Regions from separate parts of the Homo sapiens genome. Here region 2 is linked to region 1. A link is a contact called in ENCODE Hi-C or POLR2A ChIA-PET data. All regions are on one chromosome and are shown on one strand. The core of a region is the stretch at or near the end of the contact, and the rest is flanking DNA. Distances in the headings are between cores, read along the strand shown. Region 1 has its middle 120 kb from the start of CCDC112. Region 2 has its middle 26 kb from the start of FEM1C.

What was found. A loop is a pair of places that touch in the nucleus more often than their neighbours do. ChIA-PET counts read pairs that join two places held with the same protein, here RNA polymerase II (POLR2A). Pooled maps may share reads with other maps.
Region 2: a loop to region 1 is called in a pooled map, with 2.7 times the contacts of the local background. The contact joins two enhancer-like sites. A Hi-C loop is called at or near these places in 2 of 168 maps with a recorded cell type or tissue (PC-3 and dorsolateral prefrontal cortex) and 7 of 50 pooled maps. POLR2A ChIA-PET finds 5 or more read pairs at or near these places in 1 of 52 experiments (HCT116).

What each region holds. Positions count from the first base shown.
Region 1 is chr5:115,412,023-115,418,048 of GRCh38, reverse strand. No RefSeq gene overlaps it. Among named protein-coding and RNA genes, the nearest start is that of CCDC112, 120 kb to the right of the region's middle. RefSeq lists an enhancer at 2,713-2,862. Within about 2 kb of position 3,552, at least 9 of the 41 ENCODE cell types and tissues checked have a DNase peak (open chromatin) inside an H3K27ac peak, as active enhancers do.
Region 2 is chr5:115,568,058-115,574,083 of GRCh38, reverse strand. No RefSeq gene overlaps it. Among named protein-coding and RNA genes, the nearest start is that of FEM1C, 26 kb to the right of the region's middle. Within about 2 kb of position 2,448, at least 3 of the 41 ENCODE cell types and tissues checked have a DNase peak (open chromatin) inside an H3K27ac peak, as active enhancers do.

The DNA of each region.
Region 1 (6,026 bases), core at 2,303-4,802:
GTTATCAGGGTCAGGGAGATGGTTGGCAGAAAATCAAATGTCCACCACACCAGGGTAGACTTCTAGGCTTCAATTATTTTCAAGCAATAAATGAAAAGAAAAAGAGGAACTATCAATATACTACACAGTATATGATTGATTCTTCTCTGAAATGTTGGAGATTAGAGGCTCCCAGACCACAGCCCAAGGCTTTGGGACTTACTCCAGAGTCTTCGAGTTTCTTGGGGTTATCCGAAGTATTTGGGTTAAAAACAGATGGGGACTGGAGCACATGTATATGCTCTTGGGGTTTTCTCCAAAACCATATATATGTGTTCCAGTCCCAGGCATGGATGAATTCCTGGTCTAGGAATTCCCCTAGGAGGTAGAGTAATTCATAAGTTTTCCCAAAGGCTTTATAATTCCCCCTCCAAACCTAAAAGAATCAGTCTAATTTATTTTTTGTCCCATTATTTCCTATGTTTTTACTAATGAATACACTGATGCTTGCAGAGCAGCCAATAAACGGAGAACTGGACCCACACTCAGGTGTTCTGCCCCATGTCAGATAGGGTGACTCTGTACCCTGCTGTGGGTGGGTAGAAAAAGCAGCAAAGAACACTGGTTCTACCTTCCAGAAATAGAATGTTTGAAAAGAAATCTTTGTGAAGTTGAGAAATGCTATCTTTTATACTACACAGATGAAGAGTGGAGTCTACAGAGGCTTTGAAAATGAAGTGGAAAATGCTGGATCAGAATGCAAATGATGTGAGCAGACCAAGCAGGCACAGAGAATGTGCAGCATTGCCAGTCCTTCCCGCTTTTCTGAAAATGAGAACTGTGTGAAGACAATAAGCTCATTTCAGAAACTGCCAATTGCCAATTCTTTTTCTTACTGGGGAGAGAATATTCTGGAACTCTTCCTACAGGAAAGGTCATCAGACACAGACCTATTTCGAAACAAACATTCGTAAGGAAGAGAGGCATAGTTTGGAAATGTGAAGAAAAAGAGAAGAGGCATCCTGGCAACAAGAAAAGCTCAGGTCATGGCCCATCTTCATCAATTTTCTCAAAAACTGAGATGTAATTGGTGGAGAAGGAGCCAGTCTTAGTCCCTGTTGGAGTATGATGCCACCTCTACCTATGCATTCTGGGACATTTTCATGGGGCAGCTGATGACTGCTGATTCATTTGACTTAGAAAGTTTCAGAAATTTCAAACCAGATAAATCCTCTGCTCCTTCTGAGTTCAAGAACATGATCCAAAGAGGAAACAAATCTGGAAACATCCAACAATGATAGCAGACTTTCAGTCAGTTTATCTACCACACCCACTCCTCACCTACAACTTCTAACAATGGCAGTTCTGTGTACCATGTGATTGAACCGGGAATGGGCCCTAACCAAGCCAGAGACCAAATAAATTACTCTCCAGGAATTCTGAGCTTAGAGACATATAGAACTTGCCAATTTGGTTGAGGACCATAAAGAAACAGATGTGTGGACTGTGTATGATGAGGTACCAGTCACCACAAACCAGCCACCCACAGGACATAACTGATACACGACATGTTTTGTTTGGCCTGTGAGGTTTGAAATTTAAATGATTGCCAACACTTAAAAACTAAAGTATTTCACATTTAAAACTAGGTGGGCCTTCCAGAGCAAACTGCATGGAAATTGTGGTTATCTTAAGAATGAACATGCTGAACCAGAGAGGCCAGACTTGAGGTGCATTTGAGACTTTTCAGACTTTTAGAACATACATTTCAAGATCACACACATGCTCGCATAAGTGTCCATACAGAGGACCAAGGGGCCTGCCCCAGACTCACCTGCTGCTCAGAATAGATGAGCAACTTTCAGCAAACTCACAGGAGACTCAGTGAACAGAGAATTTTGTTTTATTTCAGTGGCCAGATTCCCCACCTCTCTCTACAGCTCCCCAGGCCCAGAGGCTGAGTGGTATAAGCAAGTTTCCTTTTTAGACCCCACTATTTCACATGTGTGAGCCCTATAGGCAGTGGGGTCAGTGAACCCTGCCTAAAGTGAAGGATGTAGAGGGCTTCTGAGGGGTCCCAGTTCTAGCCCCTACTAAGGTCTAGCTCTTTAGCAATTCTAAGTTTCCCCAAAGACTTTTTTATACCTACAGTAAGCTTTCTCCCTTCTCTCTGCTGTCCCCACACAATAGACAATTTACGTAAGCTAATTTGAGTGGATTTCACACCTTGCTGCTAAAGGGGCTCTCACAAAAACAACCTCTGAGAATTAACCTAGTAAAGAAAAGATCCAGTGGAGAAAAGAACTGGACTGTGTTCCACGATATCACCTGGAGCCACTGGCCCCTTTAATGAGGCCGTCTTTGGCAGCCTCAGAACCCCTGTTGATGGGGAGTCTTTCAGGCTTCTTCCCACCCACAGCATCTGGGCATAGCTAACTATATCATAGAAGGCATCAAGCTATAAATGACGACTTTTTTTTTTTTTGCCCCACATTCTTGTTTAAGTTGTCAACTTGTATGTTTGGGAGATATTTTCAAATGTTTGCTTGTTTGTTGCAAAACCTCGGTAACCTCACTCATTGGATCTGTTCAGAGATGCCAGAGGAGGAAAGGGTTCTCACCTAAGACACTCAGAGGCCTGAGTGTTTTTGGGCCCTTGCCCAAGGGAGTGGGTGTGCAGCATGTTATACAGCCTTCATGCAGTTCTTTGCTCTTTTCTGTGAGTCAGAGTCATGTGCTGTTTAAAATAGGTGGTGACAGTGGGCAGGGCACTCCAAACACAATAGCAATTCATTGAGTGCATTGGGAGGGAGAGTGTGACCTTTCATCCAAAGCCTCAGCGAGGCTCCATTTGACTGTTGTAAGATCAGAATGAGCATGCAGACCCACTGAGTTGACTGGCAAAGCTTTACTATGGATAACCACAGATGCAACCGCATGCTGTGTCTTTAGGAAAATGGGAGCAAGTGGATTGTGTCAGATGTCCAAATGGTAAGTAAGCAGTCATGTACTTGTGGCTCAGCTTCCCTGAGGAAACTGTACTAAGTATGTACTTACCTAAGAATGCACAAGCTCACTAATGCAGCTCAAGTGGGGCATGAGCTGAGGCCCCTGAGTGAGGCGTGCTTGGGATTTTTACCCTTTTAGAAGTGTTCAGAGATGAGACACCCTCTCCTCCTGCACACACCCCCCCCACACACACACACATGCACACCCCCACACACACGCACATGTAAACATGTTCTCATGAGCATTTACCCAATAGTTCATGCTGATTGTGGGTCTAATGACTAAATTTCAAATCTACCTCTGGCCCATAACACTTAGCTAGCTGTACAGCTTTAGGTAATGGAAGAAATAATCACATGACTTCCCTAAAACACATGTATGAATGTGCTTGTGACATGATAGCCATGTGGTGATGAGCAAAGCCCGGGCAATCTGCAGCTGTGATCCATCAGAGCACAGGAATGGACACTCTTTCCAGGAAGCCACAGCAGCAGCCCCAGGAGGAGAAGTAGTTGTAAGTGTTACAAATTACCCGCACAAGGAAACTCAGCAGTTTCCAAGAATTACATGTGGCAAGCACCTGTTGTGCCAGAGAATTAGAGATCACTTTATGAGTGGGAGTGGGAAGGTTTGCTGGACTAAAAAAACTACTGTCACCCAGCCTTGCCTTAGGCAGATGTGGCAGAAGGTTGTATCATCTCCCTTTCACTACCATTTTCTTGCCCTCCCTCCTGCTTCCTACCCCCATCGCCTTACCACTGTCCACACTATAGGTAATCATCATGCTCTCTGCCCTCTAATATCCCTCGTTTTTATCCTAGAATGACGACCAGTCACTGTGTTAAGTCTTCCGCGATGATTCTAAGCCTCAGTGTTAACTGTGAGATAGAAGACTGTGTTCCCCTTTCCAAGACTACCATCAGGAGAGGAAGGGTCTGTGGGCAATAGGAGGGCTTTATTAATTCCTTAATAAAGGATGGTCCACAGACCGTGGTTTAAAGCAAGCTCTGCTTAGGGGAAAAAAAAAAAAAAAATAGCTCACAGCAGATCCAACAGGAGTCCCGGAGCATAAAGCTATTCAAATGGAAAGACAGTGTCCCTGAAAGAAACTCAAATTGTTCTCATGTGTGGCTGCTCTTTGTTGCTGTTGGGTTTTTCATTTGTTTTATTTTGAGAACTTGACATTTTCCCCTTTCTGGTGCACACAAATGCAGAAGCAGCATTGGCTGGCACTTGGCATCTCATTGAGACTCAGCAGTCACTACCACTTTCTGATATGACTTCAGCTCCTGAGGGGCCCTGCCCACTGGAATTTTTTATTTTCTATTTTTTATTTTTTATTATACTTTAAGTTTTAGTGTACATGTGCACACTGTGCAGGTTAGTTACACATGTATACATGTGCCATGCTGGTGCGCTGCACCCACTAACTCGTCATCTAGCATTAGGTATATCTCCCAATGCTATCCCTCCCCCCTCCCCCAACCCCACCACAGTCCCCAGAGTGTGATATTCCCCTTCCTGTGCCCATGTGATCTCATTGTTCAATACCCACCTATGAGTGAGAATATGCGGTGTTTGGTTTTTTGTTCTTGCGATAGTTTACTGAGAATGATGATTTCCAATTTCATCCATGTCCCTACAAAGGACATGAACCCATCATTTTTTATGGCTGCATAGTATTCCATGGTGTATATGTGCCACATTTTCTTAATCCAGTCTATCATTGTTGGACATTTGGGTTGGTTCCAAGTCTTTGCTATTGTGAATAATGCCGCAATAAACGTACGTGTGCATGTGTCTTTACAGCAGCATGATTTATAGTCATTTGGGTATATACCCAGTAATGGGATGGCTGGGTCAAATGATATTTCTAGTTCTAGATCCCTGAGGAATCGCCACACTGACTTCCACAATGGTTGAACTAGTTTACAGTCCCATGAACAGTGTAAAAGTGTTCCTATTTCTCCACATCCTCTCCAGCACCTGTTGTTTCCTGACTTTTGAATGATTGCCATTCTAACTGGTGTGAGATGATATCTCATAGTGGTTTTGATTTGCATTTCTCTGATGGCCAGTGATGATGAGCATTTTTTCATGTGTTTTTTGGCTGCATAAATGTCTTCTTTTGAGAAGTGTCTGTTCATGTCCTTCGCCCACTTTTTGATGGGGTTGTTTGTTTTTTTCTTGTAAATTTGTTTGAGTTCATTGTAGATTCTGGATATTAGCCCTTTGTCAGATGAGTAGGTTGCGAAAATTTTCTCCCATTTTGTAGGTTGCCTGTTCACTCTGATGGTAGTTTCTTTTGCTGTGCAGAAGCTCTTTAGTTTAATTAGTTCCCATTTGTCAATTTTGTCTTTTGTTGCCATTGCTTTTGGTGTTTTGGACATGAAGTCCTTGCCCATGCCTATGTCCTGAATGGTAATGCCTATGTTTTCTTCCGGGGTTTTTATGGTTTTAGGTCTAACGTTTAAGTCTTTAATCCATCTTGAATTGATTTTTGTATAAGGTGTAAGGAAGGCATCCAGTTTCAGCTTTCTACATATGGCTAGCCAGTTTTCCCAGCACCATTTATTAAATAGGGAATCCTTTCCCCATTGCTTGTTTTTCTCAGGTTTGTCAAAGATCAGATAGTTGTAGATATGCGGCGTTATTTCTGAGGGCTCTGTTCTGTTCCATTGATCTATATCTCTGTTTTGGTACCAGTACCATGCTGTTTTGGTTACTGTAGCCTTGTAGTATAGTTTGAAGTCAGGTAGCGTGATGCCTCCAGCTTTGTTCTTTTGCCTTAGGATTGACTTGGCGATGCAGGCCCTTTTTTGGTTCCATATGAACTTTAAAGTAGTTTTTTTCCAATTCTGTGAAGAAAGTCATTGGTAGCTTTATGGGGATGGCATTGAATCTGTAAATTACCTTGGGCAGTATGGCCATTTTCACGATATTGATTCTTCCTACCCATGAGCATGGAATGTTCTTCCATTTGTTTGTATCCTCTTTTATTTCCTTGAGCAGTGGTTTGTAGTTCTCCTTGAAGAGGT
Region 2 (6,026 bases), core at 1,199-3,698, 160 kb before region 1:
GGTAAATTTTATGGTATGTAAAATATATCTCAATAAAGAACCTAAAAAATACTCTCGAGCAAAGATGACAATAAAATGCTACAGTGATTTGGAAACATGATTTAGCAATGACTAGTAATGTTGAAGATGGGCATATCTTATGAATCTAGCAATTCTACCTCTGGATTTGTATCCCAAAGAAACTCTCTCACAGGTACCCAAAGAAGCACGAGTGAGAAGGATGCCTATGCAGCATTCTTTGTAATAGGTAAATAATGGGAAACAATCTAAATGTCCATCAGTAGGAGGATGCAGGAATACATTATGGCAGGTTCATGAAATCAATACTATAGGGCATTAAAAATAACTAGGAAACCTACATATGTGAATATGGGTAAATTTCTAAAATGTAATATGTGGGAGAAGTAAATTATAGAATAATATGGATAATTTGATAACATTTATATAAAGTTTTAAAACGTACAAGACAGCTCTGTATTTTTAATGGGTACTTACATTGGTGATGGTATATTATTTTCCATGCTCTCCTGTATGTTTGAAAAAGTTCATAATTATTTTTTAAATTAGCATTCACTTGTAGTCATGTTAAGTGCTGTAGATGTTTCCTACACGTGCAATGATTTGAGGAACTAAAAAAAGATGAAGACTGTCAATGGGTAGAGAAATATATGCTTGTAATAATACGTTTCATTTTTTATCACCTACTGTGTTTGGCACTTAACTTACATTATCTCCAGTGTTCCCCAGATTCCTACAAGGTTAGTCATACAGTGTCCAATACTGGGCCAAGAAACAGATGCTGGAAATGTAATATACCCAAGATCACAGGCTGGTAGAGGATGGAGTCATTGAAATATTCAGTGGTCTGGCTCCAAAGCCTTGTGGGTCTTAGGCTTCATAATTGTGCTTCTCAATGTACCTGTCTGCTTTTCTCATGGTGGAGAAATTAGGAGAGGCCAGTAGTACAAAGAGAAAACCATAACAAGTTCATGGTGAGGTTGCCATAATTCTAGTCTTCTTTGCCTAGTATGCACAACTCATGACAGAGAGTCTCAGGAACTATGCGTCCTAATTCCACTGTGCTGCTGTGGAGCTAACTTTTCTAATCTTCACTTTCCTCCAGAAGACTCAAAGTATTGCAGTAGCTGATTTCTAACATTTTCTAGCTGTGTGATTTTTTTCTGAGCTCTAAAAACTAAGGTCTCTGCCCATTCTAAAATGCTTCCCTTCTTTTGTTGTACTTTCTTCACTTCAGCTTTTGAACAAGCATCACTAAGCACTATTTTGTCACAAACTCCATGACCTTTGGAAATGGAAATGATGCTCTCTTAGTAAGCCCTGTCTGTGTCTAGGGAGAGAGGAGGATGTCAGTGTCTTTTAGCTCTGAACAAGAAGTCCACTATGTCTGGCATGATAATTTAAAGGGTCGCCAAATACTCTTGTTTTGTTTTGCTTTATGTAGTTTATTTGCTCATACTAGATGACACATATGTTAAATGAAACACTGCTTTGATTTAGAGGGAGGAGGAAAAATGGGGTACATAATAAGTGGGACTAGTGTTTATTTCAGGAAAAATGTGTTGCTTAGCTCCTGTATGCATATAATCATGTGCATCTTTTCTGTGTTTCAGAACAAAGATGTTGTTCAGCAATATAGGAAACATTAACAAAGGGAAACGAATGCAGACATTTACATACACTGTGATTTGTGAGTTTCAGGGTGGGATAGATCTAGCAAAAATTATGTTTAATGCTTAGATTTTATGTAAAACTACTGTGATATTGAATGCCGTATGTTTTGATTAGAGTACAGCCTGTGCAGCCCCATTATTTGGGTTCAATTTTAGTTGTACATTTATTTGTTGGGTAACTTTGGTCAAATTTAGTTAACCTTTCTATACTTTCAATTTGTAAAGTAGAAATCATAGGAATGACTACCTCAGAGGTGTTCTGGAAAGTAAGTGATTTAATAGAGATACAGTACTTAGGACAGGGGGAGTAAGGCATTCTTAGAAGTCGCTTTCATCCTGACCTTGCCTATTATTCAAGGCTGACTGCTAAGAGACTAGTTAAGCAATTAGATCCAGATCTTGATAGTTGCCCTATTTTTCCCCTTCAAGGCCATATGTGTTACTTTCCTCTAATACATTTGCCTAAAGCCAAAGAACAATCCATCTACCACTTAAGAATACATTTATTGCTTTTAACTTAAAAAAAAATTAAAGAAAAGATCTCTGTAAGGATGAGCTCCATCTTATGGTAGGCTTCATCTATACTGCCTCCTTCTTGTCGTAGTGGCTGCTGCAGTCAGGCATCCAGTCACTGGTGCACAGCTGAGAGAAAACTCAGGGCTGGTGTTCTGAAGCGGGTGACATAAGGATCTCTAATCACTGACCCAGCGACTCCAATACTGTCTTTGTTTCCCTGAGTTTTATATTTGCCCAGAACTGGAAAGCTCCCAGCCATTCATTCACTGGTCAGTTCTGTGTGTGTGCTATAGTAGCTACTCTGTTGCCAGCAACAAGAAGAAGGAGGTGAGGAGAGCTCTAGGCCTGATTTTCACCGCCAAAGAAATTCTGGCACTGGTTAGTGCTCTGCTGCGTGGTTGGCATGGAGACTAGAGAATTCAGGCTACCTAACAATTGAGGACTTAGGGGAACAATAGGTCCTGGTTATTTTCTTAGCCTTTTGCTGAGATATTTCCTTTATTCTTCTTTGGACTGCCCCATTAGGACCCAAGCTATTTCTTGTGGTTGTAAGGGCCTACTCAACTTAAAACATTTAATTCAGTTCTATTTAATTTTTAAAAATAGTTAATATATTCAAATGCCTCGAAATTCAAAGAGTACAATGCAGCAACCTTGTTTCCATTCTCAAAGCCATTTACTATTACAAGCTTCTTATGAGTTCTGCCAAGATGCCTTATGCATATACAATCAATAACATATGTACATATATACAAATCTACCCATCCCCATCTATCTCAGAGGTCATCCGATACCAATGCATGAAGAGCTTCTTCATTTTGTTCTTACTGACTGCCTAGTACTCAGTTGTTTCAATGTATCATAACTTATTTTAACCAGTACCCATTGATGGATGGCCCTTTATATTGTTTCCAGTCTCTCGATACTACAGCGCCCCTGTAACAAGCAACCATGTATGTGTGAAATTTTGCACATGTATAAATGAATATATCAGTAAGATAAAAGCCTAGAAGTGAACTTGCTGGGTTAAGAGCATGTGGATATGAAATTTCTACAGATACTCCACAAAAGTTGCATCAGTTTACATTCCCAGCAGCATTATGTGAAAGTGCCTGTTTTCCCAGAGCCTTAGAAGAGTGTGTCACCAAACTTTCCCAATCTAAAGGTAAAAAACAGTGTCTCACCAAAGTTTTAATTGGTGTTTTTTAAGATGTGAAGTTGAACATCTTTTCATATGTTCAAGAGCTGTTGGTATTCCCTTTTGTGTGAAATATCTGTATATGCCCTTTGCCCAAGTTTCTATTGGATTATTAGTCTTTATATAACTATTATATGAATAGGAGCTCCTAAGAATAGGATCTCTTTATATGTTGGGTAAATTAGCCCCCGTCTGTGTTTTGCAAATATTTTTCACAGTGCGGGTTTAGATTTGCTTATGGTAATTTTTTTACCCGTGGAGATATTTTGTATTTGTAAGTAGCAGAATTTATCAGTTTTTCTTTTATCTGAGTTTTTTCCTAAGCTTTATAATATGCTTTAGTATCTGAGAAAGCTTGTTTACCCTTATTGTTCTTCATTTTCAAAATTTTCTACTTCTGTGCTTGCTTGTTTACTATTGCATATGACTGAAATATAAATTTTATATATTAATATAAATATGCTTATATTGCTATAAAAATCCTTTTATTAGGGCTGCATTCCATTTACAGCTTAGCTTGGAGATTTGATATATTTATGTTGCTGTGTCTTTCCATCTAGGGACATCTTATGCCAAAGGGCAACACAGATGTGCCATCTCTGGGTGCTTTTAACAAAAATGCCAAGCTTTTGTATATGTTATGTGTGCCAAGTGTTTAAAGCAGGCCTTGCACTAGTGCACCAACAGTTTTTACTTTATGACTTGAGCAAAACATTTTGACATTGTATTATGGCTATGTCTCTAAAGTTAATAGTAAACATTTTTAATTTAAAAATATTAAGAACCTTAAAAATATATATTTTAATAATTCCCTTCCAAAGCCAGAAAATTAGAGATATGAAGAAAGCATTGTATACATGTGCTTATATTATTTTTAGCATAATAACAAAAATTAGAAATGATGTAAATGCCCACAGGTGAAGATTTGGTTAAATTACAGTAATCCTTATCTTGAAATGCATTTCAGTGATTCAACTTTTTAAAATAAATATTTATTGACATAAAAATTCCAGCTATAATGTTAAGTAATAGTACAAGAAACCAAAAATATATTTAGTATGGCTTGAATTCATTTTAAAAAGTTGAATGTATATATTACCTATGCTTTGAAAAAAGACAAGAAGGCAGTAAACTAAAATGTTAGTATTAGCCATCTACAAGGGTTGGATTGTGGACAATTTTTTTTTCCTTCCGTTTTGTTGTACTTTCCAACTTTTCTACAAGTAACAGTAATTTTATATCTAAATAATGAAATTCTAAAAAATTAGCTGCATAACAAGGTTGGGTTTGAATGACATTTATAAGAGGTATATTGGTAGTTTAAAAACACAATATTTTCCCAAATCAGAGCAGCCTACAAATGCTGGATGTTTTCTTCATTTTATTTATGATACAGCCACTCTTCCTAAAGAAACTCTTATTGAAATTATAGATTCATTAATGAATGACTGATATGTAAAAATATAACTTTAAAAATAGTGGCTTGTAGAATTATTTTAAAGAAGCAAAATAGTAAAATTAAGTGTGCATAGTTGGAAAGAAATTATTGGACAGTTTTATTATTTGCCAGTAGCATGACTATACACCTGTTGTGAAACAAAACAAAGTAACAAAAAAGAGAAATCATCCATTGTAATTTTACTGTCAAAGAAAGCTTTAACCACCTATAAATTAGCAAAAAGAAAAGTTAATTCTATGATTGTGATATGGATGATAAGCAGATGAGGACATCAATATGTCTGCCCTGTTTTGACTGCCACTGAAATATCTATTTCAGCTAGAACAGTATCTGCTTCCCACAGTGTATTTATTTGCTCTCAGGGTGAGTATTATAAGCCAGCTGCTATTAATCCTGTGCTGAGGAGTTATGTTTCCTACCCTCAGACACAAGGAAACTCGAGAATTTGAAATCAAATTTAAGAAATGCACATTTCTTTTAAGTTTGGTTTTATTTGAAAGGTTTCTAGAAAGCATTTTCCTCTTATTCCAAGAAGTATTTTATTGCTGAATTTTAAAATGTTATTCCTGAACTTTTAAAGTATTTCAGTTTTTAATACCCATGGATTTTTCTGGAGACTTGGACAATGAACTACTTTGAACTGAGAATTTGTTGACATCTTACTATAAATTTTAATGAATGAAAGTACACCAAGGTTTAAAATGAAAGAAAGAGGTTTATATAATAGTAGCCCTTCATTTTGGAGTTTGGGGAGAATAAAAAAAACTTTTTTTTTTTTTAATATATAGCTGTTGGCCAGGTGTGGTGGCTCACGCCAGTAATCCCAGCACTTTGGGAGGCCGAGGCGGGAGGATCACATGAGGTCGGGAGTTCGAGACCAGCCTGACCAACATGGAGTAACCCTGTCTCTACTAAAAATACAAAATTAGCTGGGCTTGGTGGTGTGTGCCTGTAATCCCAGCTACTTGGGAGGCTGAGGCAGGAGAATCGCTTGAACCCAGGAGGTGGAGGTTGTGGTGAGCCAAGATCATGCCATTGCACTCCAGCCTGGGTGACGAGCGAAACTCCGTCTAAAAAAAAAAAGAAAATACATAGCTGTTTAAATGCTAAGCCTGTCATCGTAGACCTTCCTGTATAATGTATTTGTAATCAAATGTTTTTC